2 separate regions of the Homo sapiens genome follow, and region 2 is linked to region 1. A link is an interaction called in ENCODE POLR2A ChIA-PET data of the cell type or tissue named here. Cell type or tissue: HepG2. All regions are shown on one strand. Each heading gives the region's core, and the rest is flanking DNA. Links, peaks and the distances in the headings are about the cores only.

Region 1 (2,909 bases), core at 225-2,724:
GCTCGATCTCGGCTCACTGCAAGCTCCGCCTCCCGGGTTCATGCCATTCTCCTGCCTCAGCCTCCAGCGTCTGCCACCATGCCGGCGAATTTTTTTGTATTTTTAGTAGAGATGAGGTTTCACCATGTTGGTCAGGCTGGTCTCGAACTCCTGACCTCGTGATCTGCCTGCCTTGGCCTCCCAAAGTGTTGGGATTACAGGAGTGAGCCACCGTGCCTGGCCAGCATCTGCATTTTTTTGAAATGTCCTGACGATTGCATTATGCAGCCAGGGTTTGGAACCACAGTTCCAGCCCTGTCCCTCAGCTGGCCCAAGGGATTGCAGGCCGTCCCTCCCATTGTCTCTCCTCAAATGTGGGTAACCTGAGCTGTGTTCTAAGGGCCTCCCAGGGGTGTTATTCCCTGTGCCGCCGGCCACATGTTGGTCTTTGTGGTGGGCCCCAAGGAGCTCCAAAGTCCACAGAAAAATCCCAATTCCTCAAAGACTCTCATCTTTCTCCCCACCGCCCGCGCAGACTGCTCCATTGTCGATTTTTTCCTTTCCTCTTCTTTTTTCTCTTCTAAATTCTGAGTTCCTGGCAGACACTAAAATGTCTCAGAAGCAGAAACCAGCTTTGATCAACTGTCAGCAGAGTCGAAAACTACAATTTTATCTCCTTTCTCTAAGGTCCTTCTTGGGCACCCCGTGGCAGGCCTTTGGGCTGCCTTGTGCACATGACCCGCTTCCCTGGCCTCCGTCCCAGCCCGACCTCTCCTGCCCTCCACTCTCTGCCCCTCCCCTCCTCTGTCCTTCCCACCCCCCTGCAAATTAATGTGTTGCTGCTGCTGAGAGAGTGGGTTCTGGAGCGGGCTTCTTTCTGGCCTCTCTGCCATCACAGGCTGGCAGCTTCAAAGCTCGAGTCATCCTGTTTCCGTCTGCCCCTGAGCCCGCGTGGCTTGGCTTCACTGCAGGGGTCAGAAGTGCAGCCTCAGCCGATGACAGCAGCCTGGCCTGGCCCGACAGTGACCAGGGGACTCACACCCATCTGATGTCTCCCCTCCTCTGCTATTATCCCTCCCCTTCTCCGCTATTTTCTCTCCCCTTCTCCACCTCCTCCGGCCCCAAACAGTCCTTCCTCTGGAAAGATAAGGCCCTCTTCTCAGTTCCCGCATCCCTTCCCTTTTATGCCAGACAGAGGCAGCCCTTTGTGAAGGGGGGTACGGGCTTTTGCACAAATATTTAATCTCTTCCAATCTGCCCTTTTGCACTGCCTGTCAGTTCCTGGGGTTGAAACCACTCTGTTTGCTTTAGCTGGCAACAGGATACTGTTTTGAAAACCTATATTTGCTTTTCAAGGCAAGTATATATTTAGTTTTTTCATCCTCACCAAGAATTATGCTGCCAGTTGGGGTGTGGTCTTGAGCAGGCAGGGAAATCTAGCGATGAGTTTACCTTTTCCCTGTAGCTTAGAAATCTTAGTAGCAGGGACTTGTGAAAATTAACTTAGCCTCAGTTTCAGGTTGTCTCATTCAGCCACGATCTGCCCTCTTGCTTTTTGAACATGCCTTTATTTCACATAAAATGTAGTTTATCTTGTCGAAGTGTCTGCAGGTCCTGTTAGAAATCACCTGGTACAAAATCATAGAGAAGGAAAAATACCGAAATAGAATAATAATTACTTTTTTTTTTTTTTTTTTTAGAGATAGGGTCTTTCTCTGGTGCCCAGGCTGAGTGCAGTGGTGCCATCATAGCTCACTGTAGCCTTGAACTTCCAGGATCAATCGATCCTTCCACCTCAGCCTGCCAAGCAGCTGGGACTAGCAGGCATGCACCTCCATCCCCAGCTGAATTAGTCACCAACGCTTTTTAAAAGCCTGGTTTGTGCCATGTGCTTCTAACACAGTTGCTAGTCCTTCCCATGGCCGTGCATGGCAAATATTGTTATTCCTATTTTACAGGAGGTGAAACACAGAACTTCAGTGTCTTGTCTGTACTCACGGAGCTAGTCTCAGAGGAGGTGGGCTTAACTTAACTCTGGCAGCTTCTCAAGGGCGCCCTGTCTACTCCCCACTCTGCACAGCTATCAACTTTGCTCTATCACCAGGGACAGAGGACCTGGAGCTACAGTAAGGGCATGTTTTGGGTTTTTCAGTACAGTACCAACTTGAAATGTTTTCTGTTAGTACCAACCAAATGGTAGATGATGGATCAAACTGTGATCAGCTTTCATACTTTTGGTCTTTTTTTTTTTTTTTTAAGAGATGGAGTTTCGCTTCTGTTGCCCAGGCTGGAATGCAGTGGTGCGATCTTGGCTTGCTGCCTCCACCTCCTGGATTCAAGCAATTCTCCTGCCTCAGCCTCCTGAGTAGCTGGGATTACAGGCACCCGCCACCACGCCTGGCTAATTTTTTGTATTTTTAGTGGAGACGGGGTTTCACCATATTGGCCAGGCTGGTCTCAAACTCCTGATCTCAGGTGATCCACCCGCCTTGGCCTCCCAAAGTGCTGGGATTACAGGTGTGAGCCACCGCGCCCAGCCTATTTTCTTTTATTTTTAGAGTTTTGAAAAATATTTTCTACCCTACAAAGAATGTAGATTATTGTTATGAACAGAGCCTAACCAATAAGGTGAGTAAAACAATGCCTCCATTCAATACCCAGCGTTTCTTTTGGGTTACATCAGCAAAGGAGGCCCCAGTGGTAAAAAATGTGCAAACTGCAGCTTCGTGTAAGGAAACGGATTCTTTACCTCTCTCCTCTCTCCTGTTCTCCAGCAAGACTCTGCTTATTAGCTTCTGCCCTTGTGCTTCCTCTTCTCTTTCTGTTACTGGAGGATCAGTTTAAACAGAGGTGCTTGCTGAATCTGTAAATCAGAACAGTTTCTGAGTGTCCCCTGTTCCGTTTCCCTGAACTTGTGGAATCGGATGAGA
Region 2 (2,909 bases), core at 295-2,794, 64 kb before region 1:
TTTTGAGACAGAGTCTCACTCTGTTGCCCAGGCTGGAGTGCAATGGCGTGATCTCAGCTCACTGCAATCTCCACCTCCCGGATTCAAGCAATTCTACTGTCTCAGCCTCCCGAGTAGCTGGGACTACAGGTGCACACCATCATGCCTGAATAATTTTTGTATTTTTATTAGAGACGGGGTTTCACCATGCTGACCAGGCTGGTCTCAAATTCCTGACTTCGTGATCCACCCGTCTTGGCCTCCCAAAGTGCTGGGATTACAGGTGTCAGCCACCATGCCCAGCCCATAAATAATTTTAAAATGAGTATATTCTTTGCCTTGTTCACTCACATTCTCATCTCTTTGTGGTAGCTTTTTGCAGAGGTTCCATGACTTATGATTCCACAAGAGATTGAATGAAAAAGCAGATATAAGAATTCAGCTATCTGAATTGATTTTATGGTATGAATACCGCAAGTTTCATTTCTGAGATTCCTAGTAGAAGTTTCAGAAAGAGAGCCTCAATGCTATTTCCTTTTGTTAATCAGGAAATCGTGGAATTTCTAGCAAAGAGGCCCTTTGGCATGCCTGCAGACGCTTAGGGAATAATTAGGTTTTATATTGGGGAGAATTTTATTTAAGCCTCTAGGAATGTGGGATTTTGATAACATTGCAAAATAATACATTTTATTAATTAGGGCTTAAGGATTAAGAACTTATTTAGCATGATGGAGGGTATACGATACAGGCAAAAAACCATTGGCTTTGAAGCCAAATCCACCAGGGTTTGAATACTCGTTAGGCAACTTTAGGTGGATTATTTAGCCTCTGTGAGCCTCAGTTTCTTCATCTGCAACATGGGAGTGATGATGAATCCCAGGCTTGTTGGGAGGATTCTACTCCTACATCCAAAGGCTGGCATCACCCAGTGCCCAATACACGGGAAGGCACAGGCTGAATTCCCATTTGTGTCTCCGGTGGGATTGAATGGAGCCTCAGCAGTCCCCAAGATGTGCATCAGCCTCTGAGAAAACTCCCAGCAACAGAAATGCTCTGCTTCCCCAGGCAGCCCCTTCCACTTCAGGAAAGGTCTAATTGCTAGAAAACGTGGAGAGCTAAAATGTCACTTTGTCATTTCACACTGGCCCCTGCTCCCCCCTCGGAGTGCGCTCTAATTCCTGTTCACATGATAGCTCTTCCGTCATTTGAGCAGCTCTTCAATCCCATCGAACTGGAAAAAAGGAGCTTTTTTCCAGACTAAACATTGTCACAGCCTTCAACCATCACATGCATGACATTTTGAGCCCTGTTTTCCTTCAGACACAAAGAGGATCGATCAGGTTTTGGACATCAGAGAACCAGGTCAGGCTCAAATCACAAAACATATGTACTTTTCCTTTCCACTGCCCCTTTTGGTGTGTTTGTGGGAATTTGTTTACTATGCCTAACTGGACAGGTCATCCTTGTATGGTACCAGGGTCATTTGAATGCTCTTGTTTGCTTGTTGCTTAATCTACTCATGATATCAATCATTGCGTAGATCAATTGCCAGCTAGGCAAACAGCTACACGGCTCTGTCAATTCTTGGCAGGTCTACATTTCACCATTTCTTCAACATCACGTGGGGTACCATGACATTGACTTCCAGGTCTAGCTTGACGAGTGAAATAGAACGTTGTTGGCTTAAGAAGAGCCGGAGCTCATCTGAAAACCTGATGAGTCACTGTCCCCTCTCTGGCAACCTAACACGAATGTTCACTTAGTGCAGATTTTGGGGAGCCTTGGCCTTTGCCCTAGATTGCAGTAAAAATGCTAACATTTTCCCAATTGCTATCTTTACATAACTGTCAGAGTTTTTACTGTCTCAGAGGTCAAAGCACGGAGAGTTATTAGTCAGCCCTAGTAAATTTCCATTTCTGACCCAAAAAGCTACAGGAACTTCCCCTTTGAAAGTTCTCCCCTTCCATATTTTGAAATCACAAAATAGAGAAAACACATAGTTTCAGGTGTAACATCTTTTTTCTCCAACTCCCAGAAAAAATCCCAGGAGTTTTACTAGTGATTCTGCTGCCTGTTCACTCTTTCAACTGGAAGTCAGAATGAAACTCTCTGTAGCCCCTGCTGGAGATTGCATTTCCTGTCTACCTATGTGAGTCCTTCATGGTGGGCTTGGGAAAGTACATTCCATAACTGAGGTCCTGTTTGGGGGTTTTGAAGAAGGCCAATTGGCTTCTTACAAAGCTCCACAAGCCTGCGCTCTTTTCTGAGTTCATAGCCTACTCTGCATGGGCAAGAAGCAGGATGCGATGTCTCCTAGAACGAGCTGCAGAATTGAATGACCTCAGCAGAACAAGCCCACTGTGGCCAGCCTGGGTGTTTGGAAATTCATGGCTCTCTTTTCTATTCCTTCTGTGTGAAGGAATCCTAACTGCCTCTTTTTTTTTTTTTTTGAGACAGAGTCTCACTCTGTCACCCAGGATGGAGTGCAGTGGTCCTATCTTGGCTCACAGCAACCTCCGCCTCCCGGGTTCAAGTGATTCTTGTGCCTCAGCCTCCCCAGCAGCTGGGATTACAGGCGCATGCCACCACGCCCAGCTAATTTTTGTATTTTTAGTAGAGACAGGGTTTCTCCACATGGGCCAGGCTGTTCTGGAACTCCTGACCTCAGGTGACCTGCTCACCTCGGCCTCCCAAAGTGCTGGGATTACAGGCATGAGCCACCGCACCTGCCCCTAACTGCCTCTTTCTGATTGTGGCAGTGAGGCCACTTTCCTGGAGTTTTCTTGCACTATCCAGAGCTGTCCTGGGAGAAGCACTAAGCCTTGGGGTCACCAGACTTCTGGGACAGGCAGAAGCACTTGTTCCTCTTAAAGAGACCACGGACCTACTCAAGAGCTTCAAGACCTTTAAGAGTTGAGACCTAGGGAGGA

What was found. Peaks named below come from ENCODE experiments on the same cell type or tissue, not always from the same donor. Only the 100,000 strongest peaks of a DNase experiment are listed, where the experiment ranks them.
Region 2: POLR2A ChIA-PET joins it to region 1 with 17 read pairs; 6 of 35 experiments call an interaction of 5 or more read pairs at or near these places.

The regions. Positions count from the first base shown.
Region 1 is chr10:30,604,694-30,607,602 of GRCh38, forward strand. It overlaps a transcript of LYZL2 not described here. Among named protein-coding and RNA genes, the nearest start is that of LYZL2, 24 kb to the right of the region's middle. RefSeq lists an enhancer at 550-1,365. In HepG2, for the core only: no CTCF peak of the experiment used is centred there; DNase peaks (open chromatin) are centred at 368, 778, 998, 1,318 and 1 weaker place; H3K4me3 peaks cover 300 bases.
Region 2 is chr10:30,540,925-30,543,833 of GRCh38, forward strand. All of the region lies in intron 1 of LOC105376478 (a long non-coding RNA gene), which reads left to right. Among named protein-coding and RNA genes, the nearest start is that of LYZL2, 87 kb to the right of the region's middle. In HepG2, for the core only: no CTCF peak of the experiment used is centred there; a DNase peak (open chromatin) is centred at 1,477; H3K4me3 peaks cover 1,294 bases.